2 separate regions of the Homo sapiens genome follow, and region 1 is linked to region 2. Evidence: chromatin loops called from intact Hi-C (ENCODE). Cell type or tissue: thyroid gland. All regions are shown on one strand. Each heading gives the region's core, and the rest is flanking DNA. Links, peaks and the distances in the headings are about the cores only.

Region 1 (8,572 bases), core at 1-8,000, 73 kb after region 2:
GAAGGAAGGGAAGGGAAGGAAGAGAAAACCCTTCCCCATCACCATAATTCCCAGCATCCCACATCCATTTCCTTACATATTGACAAAATACTCTTAGTTCCTTTTCTACCAATCATTCCTCAGCTAATTGCAACCTGATTTTTATCTCTTTCATTCCACGAAAGGATTAACTCAGATCCCCCAGTGTCCCAAATGCCATATTCTACAAATACTCATTACTCCTTATTTGACTACTCTTTGGCATTTTATACTTTTGGTCTCTACCCCTTTCTTAAAATTATCTCCTCTCCATTATGCTAAGTAAAATATGGCAGTGACAAAAAGATAAATATCGTATAATTTCACTTATATGACATTCCCAGAGTAGTCAAATTCATAAAGACAGAAAGTAGAAGGGTAATTGTCAAGATATGGGGGAAGGGGGAGGGACGGGGGAAAAGGGGGAGGCAGGCAGAATGGGGAATTAGTGTATAATGCGTACAGAGTTTCATTTGGAAAAGATGAAAGAGTTCTGGACTTGGCTAGTGGTGATGATTATATAAGAATGTGAATGTACTTACCACCACAAAACTACACACTTAAAAGTTGTTAAAATAGTAAATTTCATGCTGTAATTTGCCACAATAAAAATAAATAAAATAAATTATCTCCTATCAGTTCCCATGATAATTCTCTTCTTACACTTGAAATATTCCTTTGCGGTATCCTTTGGGAACTGCTTCTACTGAATACTGCTTGTTCTCAGGGTTGGGGCTTCAATTAAAATACTTCCCTTGGATGAGCTATCTACTCCCATGCCTTCTACTACCTTCACGCTTAAGGCTTCTGAATCTACTTTTCTACATTTACATACCCTACTGCATCCTGAGTTGCTCTACGTAGATGGCCCCACAGGCATTGGAAACACAAACTGGAAGTGTTCTCTTCTCAATTCACATCTAGTCTCTCTCCAGTATTACCTATTTTAGTGCTACCAACCATCTGCCAAGCACAAGTTGGCAAACTTTTTCTGCAAAGGGCCACGTAGTAAAAACTTTAGACCTTATAGGACATATGGTCTCTGGTACAACTATTCAAGTCTGCCACTGCAGCATGAAAGCCAGTCATAAACATATTATGAATGAGTGAATGAATGTAGCTGCATATAAAAACACTTTATGAGTACTGAGATTTTGACTTTTTTTTACATTTTTACATTTCTCAAAATATTATTCTATTTCCCAACCATTTAAAATGCAAAAAGTGTTCTTGGTTCATGGGCATAAAAAAAGGAAGTGGGCTACATGCGGCTCACAGGTTGCAGTTTGCCAACCCCAACCTAACTCAGAACTTGGGAGATCAGCTTTAATCCTATCTTCTCCTTTATCTGCCACACCTCTATATAGTGAGGTTATTCGTGTCATTCTTACTTTGCATACTTCTCAACTTTGTTTCTTCTGTCACTACCATAGTTCAGGCCTACATCTTAATTTTAGAAAACTAAAATAACCTCTTAACTAGTCTGCCGGCATCAAATACTGCCCCATGAAATCTGTTCTTGCTAGCTCTGCCAAAAAAATCTTTCTAAAACAGAAATATGACCATGTAACTAAACTGCTTGAAAATCTTCAACAATGGCTAACCTAAGAAGTCCTAGCTCCCTGGCACAGTATCCAAAAACCACCATGATCTAGCCACTGCTATCTTTTCAGCTCTGTTCCCTACCACTCTCTATACCTCACGTTGTATGGCTCAATAATACACTGTACTCTTGCAGCTCTGTGCCTTTACATGATATTCTGCCAATGAGTAATGAGACCCCACTATCTGCTTGATGAAGCGATTCAATGCTCAGGAACTGCCTCCCCTGTAAAGCCTTTCAGCCCAGCATAAGCAGTAGTTGCTTTAGCTTCTATATTTCCTCTATACTTTCTCTATCTCCTACATAAACCACATTTTTTTTACTGGCTTACGTGTCCTTTTCCCCAACTAAAACATGTAGTTCTTACTATGCCTTGATCCTAGCTGACATGCAAATATTTAAAATCCAATACAACCGGGTCAAGCGTGGTGGCTCACGCCTGTAATTTCAGCACTTTGTGAGGCCAAGGCAGGCGGATCATTTGAGGTCAGGAGTTCGAGACCACTCTGGCCAATATTGTGAAACCCCATCTCTACTAAAAATACACGCCTATAATTCCAGCTACTCGGGAGGCTGAGGCAGGAGAATCACTTGAACTTGGGCAGCAGAGGACACACTGAGCCAAGATCGCACCACTGCACTCCAGCCTGGGTGAGAGTGTGAGACTCCCATCTCAAAAAAAAAAAAAAAAAAATCAAATATAACCTCCTACAAGTTAAGACACACAAATGACTTAATGGTACATACAAGTCCTTTCAAATAAAACAAACTGTTTACAGTTTCACACATCGCCACGCCAATTTTCAAGGCTTTTCCATTGTACCTATCAACCCCCTTTCCCTGGAATCTCCCTCCCCTCCCCATCCACCCAAAAAACCTAACTAGTACTTAACCAAACTTTAAAAATTTCTGGCATTACTTGCTTTAAGTGGTCTACCTTAGAATTCCTACACTGGTTTAGACATATCTAGACCATTACACTAAATCTTTCATAATGACCTATCTGTGTCTACAGCTAGCACACGACTACCTCGAAAACGCACTATTCATCTCTGTAGCCCTAATACCTAGCATAATGCCTAGCATAAAACAGATATATGATAAATGTTAGCAAAATGAAGCAATCAAGGGTGAGAAATGATATCTGATTTTAGCTTTTCACCTTTAATTCTTACCATATCATTTAGAAAGTTCGTAACTGCTGATATTTACAGGTCCTAAGTGGTTTTAAGTAAAATAGCCAAAGTTGGATATTTATAAGATGTATGGGGTTTTTTTTTTTTCTTTTAATTTCTTGTAGAGATGAGGTCTCACTTTGTTGCCCAGGCTGGTCTCAAACACCTGGGCTCAAGGGGTCCTCCCACTTCAGCCTCCCAATGTGCTAGGATTACAGGCATGAGCCACTGCATCAGGCCCTGAAGTTTAAAGTGCTATTTTATGATCAATACTAATTTCTACCAGCAATTAATGTTAATGAAGCAAACACATAATGAAATGAATAATCATGGTTTCAAATTCAATATTAAACATTCTGTGTATGTACCTAACAGAATATCTCAATTCCAAGCTCCAAATCATACAATAAAATTAAATAGATTAAATAGATTACAATACCGCTTCCATTTTTAGACTTCTTCTGCCCTGGTTTCTTCTTCGAGGCAGCTGCTTCAGAGGGAGGGGTGGGCTGTTTAGTAACTGGGACAGGTTCTACTTTTTTGCCAGGAATCTTTGATGCGTCACTTTCTTTGATGACCTGCTCTTCAAGCACAGGCTTTTGTTTCTTTTCCTTCTTTTTTCTTTCCCTAACACTACTTGAAGTTTCAACGACATTCAATGGAACAGGTGCAACTTGATCATCTTCTACTGCCAAAGCATCTGATAATTTAAAGTCTCGAGGTACACTCTCAGAGTCGGATTCATGGAGGTTTCCATTCTGGATTTCTTTCTTTTTATTCTTTTTCTTTTCTGCTTTCTTTTTATCTGTTTTGGTAGGAATAAGCTTTTGTTCTCTTTTCTGTTTTGCAAGAACTTCATCATATAATGTTTCTTTCATGAAAAGCCAGAAGAAGAGGAAAATTACTGTAATAACTATTGAAGGAATAAGAACAATAAAATATGCTGACTCATAAAACTCCATGGTACTTTTGTCAATGTGATCCTATAAAACCTAAATAGGGAAGAAGGTGGGGACAAAAAAAAAAAAAGAACCTGTCAGTCTCATAAAAATTAAAGTCAAAACTGCTGCTCTTTCAAGTGGCATTTCAAATCTAACCTGACCTACAAATCTAAACAGGTTAGTTCTTTAAATCACATTCTTGATTTATTTGCCAACTACAATTCATATATACTATGAAAAATAAGACAAGTGGTAACTAGAAGGAGTAGAAAACATCCTTCCATTTCTAAATCATGTGAAAATATCCTAATTGAAGAGAAAAAATTTAAATATTCATTACTTTCTTTTCCCGAAATATCCACTTTTGGTACTTTATTAGTAGTTAACTTTTTTGTTTATTGTACAGTGTTGATAACTACTACACGTGAAAATAAGGAGGTACTATTACCAACTCAATGGACATTCATTAAAAGTGTCATATTCTGAAATGCACACACACGCAAAAAGAGGTGGTTTATTTACAGATTAAGACCAGTCACCAACTGCTTGCATCTTTACACCAGTGACTATCAGCCTCATGATGCAGTGGGATCTATCAAGGATATAAAAATCTAATAAAATTAAAATTGAAATGTTAGGATGTGGCATTTTGCATTAAAATAAATTACAGACCAAGCGCAGTGGCTCATGCCTGAATCCCACCACTTTAGGAGGCTGAGGCAGACGGATCACTTGAGCCTAGGAGTTCCAGTCTACCCTGGGCAACATGGCGAAACCCTGCCTTTACAAAAAAAAAAAAAAAAAAAGACAAGAAAATTAGCTGGGCGTAGTTAAGTGAGCCTGTAGTCCCAGCTACTTGCAGGCTGAGGTGAGAGGATCACCTGAGCCTTTGAAGTCGAGGCTTCAGTGACCTGTGACTCTGCCACTGCACTCCAAGCCTGGGCAACAGAGCAAGTCTCTGTCTCAAAAAAATAAAATAGTGAAATAAATTACAAGTTAGGAACTTATCTCAGTTTTTTAAAGGCACCCCATACTGCACAAAACAAGTTATACAGCAAAAGCGAGGCTGCCATCAACATCCTACCGAAATTGCTAAATAAAAGGCTTTGCCTCATCAACAGAACATCAGCCCTACTTTTAGATGGACTCAGTAAGTACGCCCGGGGCGGGAAGGGGGCGGGTGGCGATGTAATTTGACTACCAACATCTGCCTTGAATATACATATCACTTACGTGAAGGGTAGTTTCTGCTAAAATTAAATCTCAAAGTATAAATGATTCTGATGTTGAGATTCTAGATATTGATGCTCCTTACAAACATGCATAAGCCACATAAAAGTGACTTGTATTCTTATTCATCTCAAATGTGTTGTAGAAAAAGACAAGGTATATAATACAGATATAATTAAACATCAGGACATGTTTAGGATAAAGCAAATTAAAGTTAATTGCTACACTTTTAATGTAAAAATAAATCTGAGAATTTTTTAAGTTTTTAAATTATCAATTTGGAGAGTCTTGATATGTCATGATTAGATAAAGAAACCAAATTCTACCTAAACGGGTAACTTATTCTAAGAATTATTTTACACCTAAGAAAATACCTGATTTTAAATTGGATAAATGTGAGTTTATTGAATATAAGACTTTGCCAGAACTGTAACAACACGGGTTTGAACTGCACAGGTACACTTACACATGAATTTTTTTTTTAACCAATTGTTACTGAAAATACGTATTTGCTGGACGTGAAACCCAAGTATATGGAGGGTCAACTTTGTATACTCAGGTTCCACAGTACTCCAGGACTTCCAGCATGCTTAGATTTAGGTATACACAGGGGTCCTGAAGCCAATCTCCTGCATATACCAAGGAATGACTGTCGTTTGTTCAACAGGCATGCTATTAATCTATATGACTGAAGTAACATTTCATACTTCCATAAGCAATTTTTTAATAGTATTAGTTATACCCTAGATTTACTAAGACAAGGTTTTAACAAGTTAAGGGGGAAAAGGAATCATGTGCTAACAAAATACTAAAAGAAACTCCATACAGAATTGTTTCCCTGATAATTCAAATTAACATGAACTATCCAGGTTTTAAAATTAGACACATTTCACTGTGCCTCCATTAAGTGTGATTCGTCAACCAGGAATGCTTTAAAAGAGCCCAGAATTTTTTTTTAAACATAGCATCCATAGAATACACAGCCTATTCAACAAAAGCTGGGCAGTCGAGGGAGAAAAAACACAAAACAATGAGTTGGAATGCTTCGAGTTTTTGCTTTGGTGAAGAAGAGACGCTAAGGCACTTAGCAGCAGTAATAGAAGCTGAAAAAAGGGGTAAAAGTCAAAAAGGCCTAATGAATAAGCTGCAGCCCTGTACAAACCTAGGTTTTAGGAAAGCAGAAATTATGATCAAGCACAGCAAATTCACCTGTATAGAAAGAAAAAGTAGCAAATGTTCAAGAAGAGAGGGTATGAGACCACAAGAATTCTGAAACACTGATTCTTCAAATGTTTTAATGATTTTCTAGTTTCCTTTCCCAGGTCCCATATATAGGCGTGAAGGAATCAAGCTTTCTGTCTCTGGATTTTCACGGGAGTCTCTCTTCACACAATTCAATTCACCTTCACTTGAGCTCACCTGAGTCTCACTATGCATTTAGAGGAACCTAACTAGACACCAAGAGATGAAGAATCAAGAAAATGTTTGCTGCAGCCATAAAAAGGAATGAGATCATGTCCTCGGCAGGGACATGGATGAAGGTGGAAGCCATCATCCTCAGCAAACTACCACAGGAACAGAACACCAAACACCACATGTTCTCACTCATAAGTCGGAGTGGAACACTGAGAACATATGGACACAGAGAGGGGAACAACACACACCAGGGCCTGTTGCGGGTGGGGGCTGAGAGGAGGGAACGTACAGGATGGGTCAGTAGGTGCAGCAAACCACCATGACACACATATACCTATGTAATAAACCTGCACGTTCTCCACATGTATCCTGTTTTTTTTTTTTTAGAAGAATAAAAAAGAAGAAAATGTTTGCATTCCTTTAACCCAACAATCCCAATTCTTTATCCCTAGGAATTTATTTGCAAGAAAAAAACATATAGAAAGATGTTCACAGGCTGGGCATGGTGGCTCATGCCTGTAATCCCAGCACTTTGGGAGGCCGAGGCAGGCGGATCACTTGAGGTCAGGAATTCGAGAGCAGTCTGATCAACATGGTGAAACCCCGTCTCTACTAAAAATTCAAAAATCAGCCGGGCGTGGTGGTACGCGCCTGTAATCCCAGCTACTCAGGAGGCTGATGCAAAAGAATCACTTGAACCCAGGAGGCAGAGGTTGCAGTGACAGTAAGCTGAGATCGCGCCACTGCACTCCAGCCTGGGCAACAGGGCGAGACTCTGTCTCAAAAAAAAAAAAAAAAAGTTCACAGCAATATTACATAAAAACTAAGAAATAAAACATTCAAAATCAGAATGATTTCAATCAGCAAATATCAACTCAAAGTATAGGTATTAAAACCATGAACACTAAAACTTTGTTAAATTCAATTCAATGCTGCTAAAAAGTCAAAATCATATGTAATTATATGATCAAAACATTTTATGTATGCAAGTTCAGTACTAAGGAGTTGTGCCAGAATCATGGGGACAGTCTCATTTGCCTTAATACTCTAGTTTTAAACTTTGTTTATGATAAATTCATAAAATATTATTTTAAAAAGGCAAAACATGAGTGTTTATTGAATAAATACTACAATACCAATAAATATACCTCAAATTCACATTTTACCCATGAGCATCAGAATTACATGAGGAGGAAAAAAGAGGAGACAAAAAGGAACTGAGAATGAAACAGGAAAATTCAGGGAAGAACAAAGACAAAGTTTTAAAAGCAGGGAGGCAAAACTGAAAAATAAAAGTAAAGAGGTTGAGACAAAGTTAATTTAGCTCTGGGTAATAAGAACCAGGTCATTAAAATTTTCTAAGTCCACAGTATACAATTCAATACATGTTTGTTGAGTTGAAAAACATGGAGACATGTAGACGCTCATGTTGTTCTTTCACACATGGAAGAAATAACACTGGTGATTTTTGCTAACTCACAACCCGAGTTTTCACAAAAAATGTGTAGTATTTTTACACATTTAAGAAATGGGGTCTCTATATATACACTGCTCAGGCTGGACCACATTGGCTATTCACAATCCCTATGATAGCGCATTGCAGCATCAAACTCCAGAGGTCTTCCCACTTCAGCCTCCCAAGTGGCTGGAACTACACTACAGGCATGTACCACCTAGCCTGGCTTACCCTTTCTAATATTAGTTACCTCTTTAACCTCATCACACATAAGTCATAATAGATTCCAATCTGAATGCAATAAACAGCCAGTGGTGGCAAATAGGATTTCTCTGTCAAGAGAACCAGGAGAGAAATATCCATGGAACAATAGGAAAGCAAGTCCAAACTATTTTAAAACCACATTCCACACCATTGTCTTTTATCTTTCACTCGGACATAAATCTTTCAAGAAACTGATAAAGATACTGACCCGCTTTCTCAAAGAAAAAAAGTATCCACACTCACTAAGTTTTACATATAATCTCCAGGTTTCTGGATTCCCTGAAGAATATGCACGGGCCCCAGGTTTAAAATCCTGCTCTATATTGAGAGTTTTCATTCCTGCCCTATCTTAAAAGAACTAAAAAAAAATTATAATAAGTTAACACGCATAATATGTAAGTCGTGTTTCGTCAGAGTACGTATTACAAATACTAATCAAATAGTTTTAAAATTCTATTTACTCGCTCTC
Region 2 (8,525 bases), core at 526-8,525:
AGTGGCATGACTTTACATATTTGCAAATCTTTTTTGTAGGGAAGGGGTCTCCCTATGTTGCCTAGGCTGCTCTTGAACTCCTGGCCTCCTCAAGGGATCCTCCCACTCCGGCCTTCCATAGTGCTGTAATGAGTCATGAGCCACTGCACCCGGCCTTGTAAATCTCTTTAATTCCTGGCCTAATAGAAGGCAACTGCTTCTGAATTCAATCTGTTGTGATATGTTGTTTTAGTTGAAGTATATGAAAAAAATCTGGCCTCACACAGACATATCCTTGGAAAAAAGGCAGCCATTTCAGACAACTGTGGATGTTCTTTAATGCTACAGCCAAACTCAAGTGGTAATTTATTAAAGATTAACCACAATATGGAGTCTGAAATGATATCAATGAACTTTTTGCACTGTTACATTAAAATCCATTGGTTTGTCTTGCCCTTTTTTTTTTTTTTTTTTTTTTTTGAGATGGAGTTTCTCTCTTGTTGCCTAGGCTGGAGTGCAGTGGCACAATCTCAGCTCACTGCAACCTCCGCCTCCCCGGTTCAAGTGATTCTCTCACCTCAGCCTCCCGAGTAGCTGGGATTACAGGCGCCTGCCACCACGCCCAGCCCTGTCTTGCTTTTTGAAGGGATTTTTCACCCATGCATGACTTTGTAACACTGTGCATTGATAATTTGGAAAATACTGGTTCACTGAGTTATACAGATCTTCCAAATGTTTACACACTTCATTACACATATCACAAAATCACATTCATTACCATCACTACTGATCTCATCAGAAGACATTCTTAGGTGACTTTGATATTGTAGTAGGACTTTTACTGGGATGAGTAGTGGTGTAAATACAGTAACAAACAAACAATTGGAAGCCACTGCTTTTAACACTTGCTGAGGTACCATTCAGCGCAGATTCAATATGGTGAAAAAGGCAAATAACGTCTTATTATGAAAATTAAGTTTGACCTTGCAAACTCCTAGAAAGGGTCTTGGAGATTCCCAGTGGACTGCAAACCATACTTTTGAGAACCACAAAGGTAGGCAATCCCTTGCAAAGTAGAATCAAGACAAAATGAGAGAAGGCACCTTAACAACAGGAACAAATGGAGGGAAAAAAATGAGTAAATTTAAAAATTATCAGACTATGTATAGTCTAATTTTAAAAATTACTCCAGTAATTTATATAATTACACTCACATTTATAAATGCATACATATATAAAAAAAATTTTTTTTATGAGTATAAATAAGGCAATCAAGCCAGACAGCTTAGGTTGGAGGTTGGAAACCTGGTTCCTCTACTTAGTAGCTGTGAGACCTTAATTTAATTATCCTCCCTGTGCCTCAGTTTCCTTATCTATAAAATGAAGATGATGAAAGCACAACCCCCTGGCCAGTTAAATTCTAGGGAAGATTAAATGAACTAACGTAACTGCTTAAAAAACATCTGGCATGTGATAGGTTGTACAAGTGGTATGTTGGCTGCCTTGTAGAACTCTGCCAACAAATATGAAATGGCCAGATTTTCTAGGAAAATAAAAATGACAAAAATGTAGTCAAGAAAAAAAAATCTACCACCCAGGTTGCAGAACAGCCTAACAAGTTAGTGTCCTTTCCCAACCATAGTCTTCAACTCTGCTTTGCGGAGTCTCCCTCTTCTGCACATCCTAAGCAGACCCAAAAGCTGTTCTGTAACTTCGGTTAATACAAGTCCAGTCCAACCCAGTGTAATAACCCATCTCCCATCTGCCCCCTGGCTTTAATAATGTCAACAAGGAATCGTCTTTTCTTTCATTCTTCCTTTGCCCTTCCTTTTCTGGGGACCCAAATGAATGAGGTCAAGGGACAAACGTGTCTTAACAAACGAGGGTATAACTGCAGCCTCCTTCTGGTGGTAACTGCTTCTCCCTACATCTCATCCTGGGCAGATTCCACAAGTGGCAGGTGCCCATATGCAGTCTCTGTCCCGGGATGCAAGACACATGAAAAATCTAGCTCTAACTCTGTGAGCAACACAGCTATTGCCCACAGCTATACACCACATAGCCTCTTGCAGCTAGAGTGAAACGCATGCAAGGCAGCTCAAGCCTCGATGCTTTACACAATATCACTACCTCCAGGAAATGAATTAGTTTTCCTACGCCAAACCCAAGGGTATGGCCGGCTTCACAGGCATCCCCACTCCTCCCTTCCACGTCTCTCTCTTCTCTTTTGGGGGATCAAGAAGTCTGCCCCTGACTATTCTTTATTCTCTTCCTGTAAGCTTCCTTCAATGTGTAATTTTCTTGGGGCTTTCTGCCTCAGTTGACTGTGATGGTGGCAAGGAGAGCCATTTGAGTTTGATGACACAGAATTCCTTCTCTTCTGATGCTCCCTTCCTCTCCTGGAGATAGGTTTGTAATATACTGGGAGAAGGTGGACAGTCGGGGATTGAGGCAAGGAGGCTAGTTTGGCCTTTAATCACTCAGTGCAACTAAGGAGCTGCGAATATTTAACTGTAAGGGGAATGAACGTAGAGCACAGAATTATCTTTGCATATCTGAACAATCACTGAGAGTGTGATAAGATTTTCCTATGTGATTCTGTAGTGAGAAAGGACAGATTGATGCAAGTATCAGGGACACAACTTTTAATAATGTCATAGAAGAACCATTAACAGTTACAGCTGTCAAGTTAGAAAAGGCAATGTTATGAACTTCCTGCTACTTCAGAGGCAAAAGATGAATGACTGTAAGGTTGAGATGTTGAGGGAAGGGATACAAACTGACAGGAGACTGGACTGTGTCCCCAGAGTCCTTTGAAATTTATTTTTTTTAATTCAAACATACAGAAAGGTTGAAAAAATAATAGAATTACACAATTATTCTGAGGAACTTAGCTCTGAAGAGAGAAAGAGTAGCAAGAAGACACTGTAACTTGGAAGGCAGAATTTGTTCGTTACAGGTGGCAGCAACATGAGCACCTTTAGGCAATGGGAAAGGACAAAGGAAAGAGGCTGATGATGTAGTATCTGGCCTTCAGATCAATTTCCCAAGGATTTGCTGAAAGCAGCAAAGGTAGAAAAAGGTAGCTTGAATCCCCACACCAGTCCTCACTGGCCATAAGAAGTCACTTCAGTTGATTTCTATATGCCTTAGAAATACTATATGTGCAGTGAAGTGAAAAGGTAAGGAAGCACCACTTTAGATAATCTTCAACCTCCAAAAATGAATTTTATCCATTCACTCATTTAAATAGTTGAGCACAATGAAGTATCAGGCACTGTCTCAGGCTACAGATACAGCAAAGAACCAAAGAGATGTTTCTTGTCCTTGTGGAGCTTACTTACTGGTGGGAACAAGGAGAGTAGAAATCAAGTATGACAGACAATAAGGCAGAATAGGGAGGGCAGAAGGATAGCGGACAGTCAGGAAAGACTTAATTAGAAGGGTGACATTTAAGCAGATTTCAACATAGTGAAGGAGCAAGCCAAAGCTGACACACCAGAGGAGAGTTCCAAGCCCAGAGAACAGAAAATGCAGAGGCCCCATGACAGAAGCATGACTGTTATGTGCACAAAAATAACAAGATGACCACAGTGCAGCCTAATGGGTACTTTAGTACTCAATGGCACAAGATATTTCTCAGTGGTTATTTAGCATCTGAAGTGTTTTTAACAAATTATTAAAAAAACTTTCATTGGCTGGGCACAGTGGCTCACACCGGTAATCCGAGCACTTTGGGATGGGTGGATCACTTGAGGTCAGCAGTTCGAGACCAGCCTGGCCAACAAGGTGAAAAACTCTTTCTACTAAAAATACAAAAATTAGCCAGGCATGGCGGCAGGCGCCTGTAATCCCAGCTACATGAGAATTGCTTGAACCGGGAGGTGGAGGTTGCAGTAAGCCCAGATAGTGCCAATGCACTCCTGCGTGGACAACAGAGTGAGACTCTGTATCAAAAAAACAGTAACAACAACAACAACAACAAAAAAGATAACACATGTAAACTGTGTAACCGTGCCTGAAAAAGAAAACTAACAGTTAATTATTATTACTTCAAAAAAAAATAGTAATGGTAAAAATAGAGCTCCTCTACCTGAAGTGTGGGTGTTTAGTCTGAAATCCTAAATGCTTGCTCTGTCCTTTCTGAAACCCCAGCACTCCTGGGGCACTTTACATTGGACCAAACTGAAGAGGACCCAGAGCATCAGTTAGAAAGGTTACAGAGGCTACATAAACCTATCTTGTTGAATGGTTGCCAATTAATAGCTGTATTCTAAATTACAATGATCTGTACTACTAATGAAATCTGTTAAAGCTCAATAAAAATTAGAACAAGTCAAGTTTGAATAATAAGCATCCTTTTATTTGCTGACGCCATTACAAAAACCGATTACATTAGCAACAAAAAAGTGTTTTCTTGAGTTGAAGTCAGAGGCAGTTACTTCCCAAAATGTTAAGTAAAACAGTGTACAACATCAGTATTAAAATGTTAAATTTTACATTGTCTTTACCACTTTGATCTTCTGAACAATTTTATTGAGCAAAATAAGATAAAAGATTACATGTTTATCTTCAGGAATGTAAAGGTCTAATTATTCAAACAGTTTTTATTATAAAACTAAACTCTGAAGGTGTCTACAGAGTTGGCTTTTTTTTTTCCTTCTTTAAATCAGTAGTCTAACAAGGATTAGAAAAGACAAAACTCTGTTCAGTGTTTCTGACAAAGTAGAAAGGGTGAAAACATAAATAAGGCTTTAATTTGGCAAAATATAATACAATGCCTTTTTTATCCTCAAATGAACAGTTTCCCAATTACTTCACTCTGTAAAAGATCAGAAAGAATGAATTTCACTTTAAAACAAAGCAACAGAAGGCAATCAGAAGACATTTGTCAAACACCAAAAGTACATATTCCATTTGATCTAGCATGGCCCTTTCAAATAGACTCAAAGCAATTCACACTAATGGTAATCAAACTGAGAAAAATCTCAGGATTCAAAGGAAACAAGCTTTTAGGTAGATACTTTTAAATGTGAGCCAAATTCTGTTAGAAAACATTTAAAACAACAACACTGGTAATCCATTTTTATTAGTCCTACTCAAGAGAATGTAAAGCTAAAGTGAGTGAGTAGCACTGAAAAGGGGTTGAATACAACCTTACCCCAGTGAATAAATAATTTAAAAGAGCAGAAATAGATTTTTTTTTTTTTTTTTAGGTCATATGAAGTTTTCTAAGTCAGATAAGATGACTAAAGAAATTAAACTTCAAAAGCCATTAGAGAGACTAAGAGGACTTAACAAAACACAACATGTTAAATTTTGCCTTGGATTCTGGTTTGGGGAAAATAGTTAAAAAGCTATTTTGGGTACAATTGACAAAATGTGAATAAACGTTTAATATTGGATAGTACATAACTACTATTTTGTCTTTTTGGTTGTAATAATGGTACCACTGATTGGTAAAACAATGTCTTGTTTTCGGAGATGTGTGCTAAAGTACTTAGAGATAAAATGTCATAATGACTAAAAGTTACTTTCAATTAGTTTAACAACAAAATATGTAGACATATAGAAAGAGATGAAGCAGGTGGAGGGTTTACGGGTGTTGTACTATTCTTTCAACTTTATGTGTTGAAATAAAAAGTTTAGAGGAAAGAAGCAATTGGAAAATTAAAAAGCAAAGTTATCACTGGCTATTAACAGTTGATCGGAAAGTCTAAAAAGATCACTAGTACATTAAACTCTAAAGTGCTATGTAAACACAGAAAATGAAAACCTGATCCATATGATAGCTAAGGTTCAGTGTAGAAATAAGATAAGTTTTTCTCCAGAGCATTAACTCTTGTACTTCAGGAGCCCTACAAAAGGACTTTTTCTTTCAGAAACACTTAAGAATCTATTTGTTAAAGGGAGTACAGAGAGTACACACAGAGCTTCACCTCCATTTCTTCTGGATACTACTGTAAGCCTCTCCAATACGCTACTGACAAACCAAATATCAACTTTAGGAAAAAGTCAGAATTGATTGACAAAACTTCTAAGAGGCTGGCCAAAAAAAAATAAAAAGACAAAATGAGGAGAAAAGAAAACAGTGACAAAAGGGATCAGTGAACACAGTGCCTGAATTAGGGAGAAGAAAAGCACTGATTAAGAACACAAGCCCTGTACCCAAATTACCTTGATTTAAACCCCAGCTCGCCCATTTATTAGCCGTATGACCTTGGACAAGTTATAGAATCTCTTTGGGTCTGTTGTAACATGGTAATAATAATACCTACCTACCTAACACACAGGGTGGTTGTGAAGATTAAAGGAGTTGCCACATGTTGGAAGCATGCTTATGCTAACAGGCATACTCATGAAGTATCAGCTATTTAAATTATCATCCTCCCTCAACAGGATTCTATAAACTGGTTCCAAGATAAGGTAACCTGGGATAATAAAGTTTTCTGATTTGGTTAGAAATACACCTAGAAAACTTAGAAACCAGGCAAATGTGAAACATAAAGAGTAGATATCTGGGAACAAAAAAGTATATTATAAAATGCCAATACTGTCAATTCATATAAAAGGCATCTTAATCAATCTCCCACTCCCCACAAATGGAAAGCGGAGGATGGTACCCTTTTCTTTTTTTGATGGGGGGAGGAAAAATAGGTAATGGGGAAAAAAATTTCCAAAAGAAAAGTTTTCACAAATTAAAGATATCAGTTAAATACACCTACCCCTACAGCTCTAAGAAACGCTAAGTACTATGTATCAGGATTTAGAAAAACTACATCAATGCATATTATTTCTTGCATATTTGTTTTTAAAAACAACTCTCCCTTTATTGAATATGTGCAGCATTATCATAAACAATTCATAAGTACTTGTGTATATTTTTAAAGGTTTCTTGACATTAGATATATTAAGCTATTACCTACATTCTAATGATTGAGAAATGTGTATTTTCAATGTAATCATCTCGTGTCAGTTTAAATAGAGTATACAGGAGGGAGAATATATGTAGCAAAAATGATAGCTAAGGATAAAAACCTGAGGGTAACACAAACATTTAACGGGTATAAAGAAGAGCTACGGGAACCAAAACATAAGTACACAAGGAAGAATTATCAATGTCAATGCCAGGTAGAGCCTAAGGAATGAAGAAGTTCGAGAGTGCCTGGTGGGCCTCTATTTTCATAACAATCCAGCCTATCATTCATGATATAATACTGTCAACCACCCACTTGCCAAACTTGGACTTATGTTTATCAGCTGACAAAAGAATGTTGTGCTATCAGTTAGGAGGGGAGCTGCCTGCCAACTGCGTTGTGAGGGTATACAGACATATTTTAATAAATTACTATAATTCTGCAAATCAAAAAGAAAAAGTGTTATTATCAATGATTCATATGTCTCAAGTGTAATACAATTAAAACAAATGTGGCAATGGACAAGCCAAAAATAGTTCACAAGACTTAAAATGAGCAGACTATGTATTTAGGAAGAAAAGGAAAATATTAAAGAACATCTATGAGATGCTAAAGAGAGAATATCGCTTAGGTCGAAAGGCAAGGGGTAATAGGCAATCTTTTAATTGTTTAAGCTCTCTAGAAATGAAACCCTTCCCTTATAAGACAAAGGTCTAATGTCAGCATTTTTGACATATTTCATTAAGTACTTTCAGTATCTGATCACATGCAAAAGAAGGGCCTATATTGGATCTAGCAATTAGGGATCATTAATGATTTTTGCAAAAATGATTTCATTGAAATAGCAGGAAGAAAAGCCATTCTAGAGTGTATAAAGTAATCAATAACAATAAATAAGTAGATAGAGAGTATTTTCTTAAGAATACTAAATAGTAAAAAAGTAAAAAAATAAGGGTGGTAACCTGAAGGAAGTACAAGGTTAAAATAAGCCATCTGAGCATGTTTTCAAGACTGAACAGAGGGAGCCAGTGGAAAGAATAAGGCTGAAGTCCTGGGAAGAAGCGATGGAAGTTTCCCTAGGAAGCAAGGTTATTTCCTAATTTGGAAAAGCGAGGAAATGTGGCAGAATTTTTACATTGGGAAACTGGAGAAGTCAGCTTACCAAGGATAAAAGATTTGAGCTGAGGCTTAATTACTTTTGTTGATATGTTGAAGAATGAGCTGGGCTTATTATATGGAAAGTCATGTTAGAGATAACTGACCTGAATTAGCATTTTGAAGGAGAGCATGTGTCAAGGTAGGCCAGAGGATGATCACTCTAAAGTGAGACAAAACGCTCCTGTAAGATCAAAATGGAAGTCCATCCCAACTTTTCCAGGATACCTAAGCTCTCCCTGAGGCCTTGTATAGCCCAACACAGTATTATCAGGGGTTCTGAAAGGGATAATTCAGTGATGAGTTGCCCCTCAGGGTCTCCAGGATATCATGATTGTTTTAGAGAAAATATCTTCAAAAGAAGAATATCTGAAGTATTCAGTGCATATCTGAATACTCTAATTACACTCTAGGCAGTGTGACTTAAGTTATTCATAAAACAGGTAAAATCCAGGTAGCAACAGAAAAAAAAAA

The links. A loop is a pair of places that touch in the nucleus more often than their neighbours do. Peaks named below come from ENCODE experiments on the same cell type or tissue, not always from the same donor. Only the 100,000 strongest peaks of a DNase experiment are listed, where the experiment ranks them.
Region 1: it touches region 2 in a loop (2.3-fold over the local background); 2 of 110 quality-filtered maps call a loop at or near these places.

The regions. Positions count from the first base shown.
Region 1 is chr14:55,607,235-55,615,806 of GRCh38, reverse strand. It overlaps KTN1 (kinectin 1), which reads right to left. Exons shown (of 44, transcript NM_001079521.2): 2 at 3,236-3,788. The coding sequence starts at 3,758. Among named protein-coding and RNA genes, the nearest start is that of KTN1, 31 kb to the right of the region's middle. In thyroid gland, for the core only: no CTCF peak of the experiment used is centred there; DNase peaks (open chromatin) are centred at 3,316, 4,636 and 4,886; H3K27ac peaks cover 529 bases.
Region 2 is chr14:55,680,375-55,688,899 of GRCh38, reverse strand. KTN1 (kinectin 1) reads right to left here. Exons shown (of 44, transcript NM_001079521.2): 44 at 4,321-4,801. The coding sequence ends at 4,797. Among named protein-coding and RNA genes, the nearest start is that of KTN1, 100 kb to the right of the region's middle. In thyroid gland, for the core only: no CTCF peak of the experiment used is centred there; a DNase peak (open chromatin) is centred at 3,559; H3K27ac peaks cover 2,188 bases.